Regions from separate parts of the Mus musculus genome. Here region 1 is linked to region 2. A link is a contact called in ENCODE POLR2A ChIA-PET data. All regions are on one chromosome and are shown on one strand. The core of a region is the stretch at or near the end of the contact, and the rest is flanking DNA. Distances in the headings are between cores, read along the strand shown.

What was found. ChIA-PET counts read pairs that join two places held with the same protein, here RNA polymerase II (POLR2A).
Region 1: POLR2A ChIA-PET joins it to region 2 with 16 read pairs in embryonic stem cell. The contact joins the promoter of Srsf2 here to the promoter of Prcd in region 2. POLR2A ChIA-PET finds 5 or more read pairs at or near these places in 2 of 5 experiments (Patski and embryonic stem cell).

Annotation. Positions count from the first base shown.
Region 1 is chr11:116,851,641-116,854,625 of GRCm38, reverse strand. It overlaps Srsf2 (serine and arginine-rich splicing factor 2), which reads left to right and starts at 1,532. Exons shown (of 3, transcript NM_011358.2): 1 at 1,532-2,058; 2 at 2,295-2,605. The coding sequence starts at 1,697. The coding sequence ends at 2,598. It overlaps Mfsd11 (major facilitator superfamily domain containing 11), which reads right to left and starts at 626. Exons shown (of 13, transcript NM_178620.4): 1 at 453-626. The coding sequence starts at 548.
Region 2 is chr11:116,655,594-116,658,802 of GRCm38, reverse strand. It overlaps Prcd (photoreceptor disc component), which reads right to left and starts at 1,695. Exons shown (of 5, transcript NM_001163318.1): 1 at 1,496-1,695; 2 at 1,197-1,265. The coding sequence starts at 1,566.

The DNA.
Region 1 (2,985 bases), core at 283-2,782, 200 kb before region 2:
CTAATCAACAAAAATGTCTTGCCATCTCCCTCCCCGCAGGAAAGTCTAAATACTCAAAAAAAATGTTATGATCCACACCTCTCACCCAAGCCCACCATGAGAGGAGAAAAAAACCGACTCAATTGCCGCAGAAGATATACTCGAGATGGGGAAACAGATAATCAACTGTACCCACAAGCCACCCAAGCACTAAATACAGAGTTTAACATTCACAAAAATTAAAGTAACTATGGTCCATACTCAAATTGCAAGCCGCATCTGAGTATTAAACGAAAGTGTTTAACACCACGTAAACGCGAAATATCTGATACACAAAATTAAGAAAACGAGAAAGGGTAGGCTGAAAAACAGGAGGTGCAATCTTGGCGTGGTAGCGGACATAAACGTTTATTGTCACAGCTGGAATGCATTCAGACGGGCATTCAAAGGAAGGAGTACAGATTCCAACTCACCGCCACATTTCCACAAGTCTGAAAGGCGGTGAACATAAACATAAAGGCAACTCCTAAAATAACGATGTTGAAAAGCTTTTTAGACTCCGGGGACATTTTGGCTCCGCTTGCTCAGAGGCCAGCAGCGGCCCAGGACAGTCACCTCTTCTCCTCCAGTCGAACCCCCTGACAGCCCTGAGGGAAGAAACCAGATGAGAGAACCACGAAGCCAGACTGCCGATTTCCAATCTTGGGATGGGAATCGTGGGTTTAAGGGAAATCTCTCCCCACCGGTACAGTCGGGACCCTCCGGGGACGCGACCGAGTGCAGAGGAGACCCGGGGTCTACCCGCCGCAACTCCAGTTGCAGGGAACGGGATCCGGGGCAAGGACGAGCAGTAGCAGCTGCTGGGGCCCGCCCTCCCGGCCTGACTCACAGCAGATCACGAGACCGGTCAGCTGACCAGAGTCTGGTCGCAGCGCCCGCCGGGAAATGTAGTCCCGGCGCCCCGTGGGGGGAGGGGAGGGTACGGCCGCACGCTGTGGCTAGCGCGTACTTTAGGTCTACACTACCCGTCCCTTCGTAGAGAGCAAAGGCCCCGAGAAGTGAAACCAAGGCAGCGAGCCTCAGTCAGGAGCGGCGGGAGAGGGGAACGTGAGGTGGCCCCGGGACACAGAGAGGCAAAAGAGAGCGCAAGAACCGGCTCTGACAGGCGGGACTGAAGGCTGGGCGGAACGGCGCGTGGAGCCCGGGCATTGGCGTGGGGAAGGGGCGGGGCTCTGGTGGGGCGCGCTTCCTCTTTCTCCCTCCATAGAGCCTCGTTCTTCCCCTTCCCCGCGCTCTCGCGGACGCACCCACGGTAGAGCATTTGGCGGGCTTTCTAACTGCCTTCTCTGGCTGCTCCCCCGCCCCACCGCAGTGACTGCGCGCTTTCCGCCCGCCCGCCGCGCGGTGCGCAGGCGCACCTGGGAGGGGCGGGGCGCGCGGCGGCGACGTTACGCAACACGGCCGAATGGGCCAATCAGGAGATTCATTTCCGGGTGGCGCGGGCGCCATTTTGTAAGGGTGGGTATAAATGCGCGCTGGGGCCCGCCCGCTCGCTTAGTTGCTGCTCAGGCGTCCGTCAGGTTCGGGTGCTCTGCGGCGGCCTTGCGGCTCCCTCCCTACCCACGAGGACTGTAGCTACCGAGCGCCTGACGGAGCTGCGTTTCCGGAGAGCGAGGGCCTGTCCGGGGCGTTAGGGTCTCGGCGCCGCTTCGCAGCCATGAGCTACGGCCGCCCGCCTCCCGATGTGGAGGGCATGACCTCCCTCAAGGTGGACAACCTGACCTACCGCACCTCGCCCGACACCCTGAGGCGCGTCTTCGAGAAATACGGGCGCGTCGGCGACGTGTACATTCCGCGGGACCGCTACACCAAGGAGTCCCGGGGCTTCGCCTTCGTCCGGTTCCACGACAAGCGCGACGCCGAAGACGCCATGGACGCCATGGACGGGGCGGTGCTCGACGGCCGCGAGCTGCGGGTGCAGATGGCGCGCTACGGCCGCCCGCCCGACTCGCACCACAGCCGCCGGGGCCCGCCACCCCGTCGGTACGGCGGCGGCGGCTACGGGCGGCGGAGCCGCAGGTGAGCGGGGCCCGGGGCGGAGCGGGAGGCGGACGGGCACAAAGGTACGCGGAGCACGTGGAGCCAGCCCCTCCCTCGCGGCCGGGGTGGCAGCAGGGCCGGGCCACTCCGTGCGAGACCCCGCCTCGCGGCAAGGGAAATGGCGCCTGGCAGCCAGATAATGGCGGCGGGGCGGGCGGGGCGGGACCGGCGGCCTGCAAGCTCACCCTGTCGCTTCGTTCACGTCCCACTCGCAGCCCTCGGCGACGCCGGCGCAGCCGATCTCGAAGCCGGAGTCGGTCCAGGTCGCGAAGCCGCTCCCGCTACAGCCGCTCCAAGTCTCGGTCCCGCACTCGCTCGCGCTCCAGATCAACCTCCAAGTCCAGATCTGCCCGAAGATCCAAGTCCAAGTCCTCCTCCGTCTCCAGATCCCGCTCGAGGTCAAGGTCCAGGTCGCGATCGAGAAGCCCTCCGCCCGTGTCGAAGCGAGAGTCCAAGTCTAGGTCGCGGTCCAAGAGCCCACCCAAGTCTCCAGAAGAAGAGGGAGCAGTTTCTTCCTAAGAAAATGGTAATGTCTGCGGGAATCTGAGACACGCCCTAACTCCCGTGGGGTATGGAGTAGGTTTTTTGAGCCTTGTTAGCATAAAGACTCCTGGTGTTAAGAGTACTACTGCTCTGAAGTTACTCAGCTTTGGGAGTGATGCTGAAGAGGGGTCTGCAGAGAGGATTGTGTAAAGCTTAGATAGTAATGGCTGTTTCATGCTGTTTGAGACCTATTAATGAAAATGACTATTTCTTGCTGTTTTTATCCAACGTCTGCATTTTCCCCCTTTAAAGCTGCGGTCTCCTGTTTTATCAAAGAATATTGGCCAGTATTGCAGATTTTAACTGATTTGGCTGATCCTCCAGGGACCAGTTTCTGTGGGCGTGTATTGGAGCAGGTTTGTC
Region 2 (3,209 bases), core at 446-2,945:
CCAGGCCAACCAGGGCAACATAGTGAGATCCTGTCTCAAAATAAATAAATAAATAAATAAATAAAAGAAAAAAGAGTAAATAAATAAATAAATAAACCGAAAAAAGAGTAAATAAATAAATAAATAAATAGAGAGAATGAAAAAGAGAAAGGTCTAGGGAAACATAAAGCACCCATCAAGTACTCAGCCGGGAGGACGGCTATGCAGCCAGGACCAGGACAGCTATGTAGCCAGGAGGACAGCTATGCAGCCGGGAGGACGGCCATGCAGACGGGAGTACCACTATGCAGCCCAGAGTACAGCTAGCACGAGTTCCCAGTTCCACTGTGCTTCCGCAGCTGTGCAGCTGTTGTCCACAACTCCAGCTTTAGGGGGCATGGTATGTGTTTACCCGCCCACACTGACTTGAGCCAAGTTAGTAAGGACACCCTCCTCCTGTGGGCCCCAAATCCTGAAGGCCCGGGAGATCTTTTTTGCCCTTTGTTTTCACTAAAAGTGAGAGTTGATCTTGGGATCCTGCCCATGCTAGGGAGTCCACGGGACATAACCTTACACATAGGTACTAAATTGACACTTTTGTAGTGTCTTGACGGGCGTGGAGACTCTGGAAAACCAGGGAAGGAAAAGTCAGGAAGAATGCACAACTTTGCCTCCCCAAAGGCCACATGGCTGCAACCTAAGGAAGAGTTAACTTTCAGGCCATTGGAGACAGCGTCCTGCCCGCAGGGGCAGCCCAGCCAATGACACTTAGTGTCGATGACGTCATGCACCTCCTGCGCCTTCTATTGGGGACTGGACAGCGAATCCTGCTGGAGGTTCAGGCAACGGAGCTGCAGAGCCCGTCCGTGGCAGAGGAAGGAGGAGGAGGAGGGCCAAGGACAAGAGAGCAGCAAATCGACCCAGAGTGGCTCCTGCCTCCTCCCTCTGCTCCCTGCTCCTCCAACAGAAGGTCCTCCTGGGGACTGCCCCACACTCACATCACAGAAGCAAAGCCACACAGCATTGGTTCAGAAAAGAGGAGCAAGGACTCCCTCTGCCACCTAACCTGCCCACTACACAAGGAGTGACTGGTGAGGGCTAGGGCTAGGGCTAGAACTCGGTATTTGAGTGCCTGTGCGCGCATGCGCACACAAACACAGGCGCACACACCAATAGTTTCCTTAGCACTACTTTCCCCACTCCTGACTCTCTTTCACCTGCCGGTAGATTGAAGGTCTGTGTCTGAGCCGCTGCCCACGACTGTCCCGTCCACTCTGCTGGGCTCTCTGGAAGGGAAGAGCAGGCAAGAGAACCTGTAGGCAGTGCTCAGCCCCTGCCCCACCCCTTTACCACAGTCCAGCAGCACAGCACTGGCTGCTCCAACCCACACCACTAGCTCCAAGAGGGACCCCTCCAGGGTGTCCTTTGAATTCCTTTCCAGACCAGCTTGTCTGTAACTCTCCCTGGTGGTCCCTCCCACCCACGACCCCAATCCACAGCCCCATCAGTTTCTCACGGTTCCACTCGGTTGGTAAATCTACGGCGCCACAGCATGGCCAAGCTGAACAGGAAGAGGGTGGTGCACATGGCTCAGCTGCCCCATCCCCACCGACGACCAACTCCGCTGAAGAAGGCCACAGGGCCGGGGAGCCACAATGGCCAGCCTACCTCTCCCAAGCCACCGCTGTGTTTCCTGAAGTTCCTGGGAAGGGATTAGGACGTTCAAGCTGATTAGTGGAGTGGGCAGACCTGACCTTGTGAAGAGAGATTAAACTCACCAGGCCCAAGATCTCCCCTCTAGTGGCAGAGTAAGTCAGCCTCCTTCAAGGCATGCCAGGTAACCCTGAGTGCCCCTCCAGAATGTTCTACCCAGAACATTCACTACTATCCGGGCTTTGGCATCAAGGCACGTAGTGCAATCGAGCTAAGTGAGCTACTTCCATACACTGTTAAATGTACCTGCAGAGCACTTGAGGACTTAGAAGCATCAAGGATAGCTTCAAAGAGGATCTGGGGCCTTGGCCCGGTGACAAAGACCTGTAAGCCACTGGGGAGGGGAGGAGCACCTCAAGTTCAAAGCCTGGCTGAGCTCCAGAGAGCTCTGAGGCCAGCCTGGGAAACCTAATGAGAGTGTCTCAAAGAGCTCTGAGGCGATAACTCTGTAGCAGAGTACTTGCCTGGGGTTCCAAGGCCCTAAGTTCAGTCTCCCATACGGGAGAGAAAGAGTGAGCTATCACAGGAGGTGTCTGAACGTGCAGGTGCCAGAGAAGGACGGGCCCTCAGCCAACTCTGCCGGGCTGCTGACATGAAAGCTTGCCAGTCTTCAGGGACCGAGGCTGCGAGGCAGGGGAGTTGCACTGTCGCAGCCAAGGCAGGAGAGAATGGCAGAGAGGAGAAGAGATGGATGATGGGACCAGGAGGACCAGAGAGTAGAGCGTGTGTGTGTGTGTGTGTGTGTGTGTGTGTGTGTGTGTGTGAGTGTGTGTGTGTGTGTGCTCGAGCACGTGTGTGCGTGTGTGTGAGAGTATGTGCATGTGTGTGAGAGTGTGTGCGTGCACATGTGTGTGTGCGTGTGTGTGTGCGTGTGTGTGTGTGTGTGTGTGTGTGTGTGTGTGCATGCGTGCGCGTGCACCAGGCCTCCCCTGCACCTTCTGAGCTTTCCTAATTACACTCCCTTTGCAGTAAAAGGCAGAGTCGAGGTGTGCACACAGACAGAACTATAAATTCTATCTTATATAACAATCTTATGTAATTTAGATACAAATTATAAGCTTATCAATTATATACTAGACTACTGTACCAATATAATCCTATGTTATGGAGATACAACAGTCAGAGGAGAAGTTGAGAATCGATAGAAATACTCTTTGCACATCCCACCTGGACCTCCTGGGCAACTAGCTGCCTTGGGCAGTAGGGCTTGAGTCAGCAACACAGGGCTGAGACAAGGGCTGAGTGATGCTGGGACCTAAACCCACCTGGGCCATCACCTCTCCAGGACCTTCAGTTTTCCTTCCTAAACAAGGTGGGAGGTAATGTCTCCTGGCCAGGAGTAACATCAGACACCCCAACCCTGAGCTCCAGGGAGCAGCCTGCTGGGCCTATAAAGGTTCTTGTTAACCCTCTGTGACTGAACCTTCAAGTCTGTGTTTTTTAAATTTAAAATTTTTTTGTTATTAGTGTGTGTGTGTGTGTGTGTGTGTGTGTGTGTGTGTGTGTGTGTGTGTGTG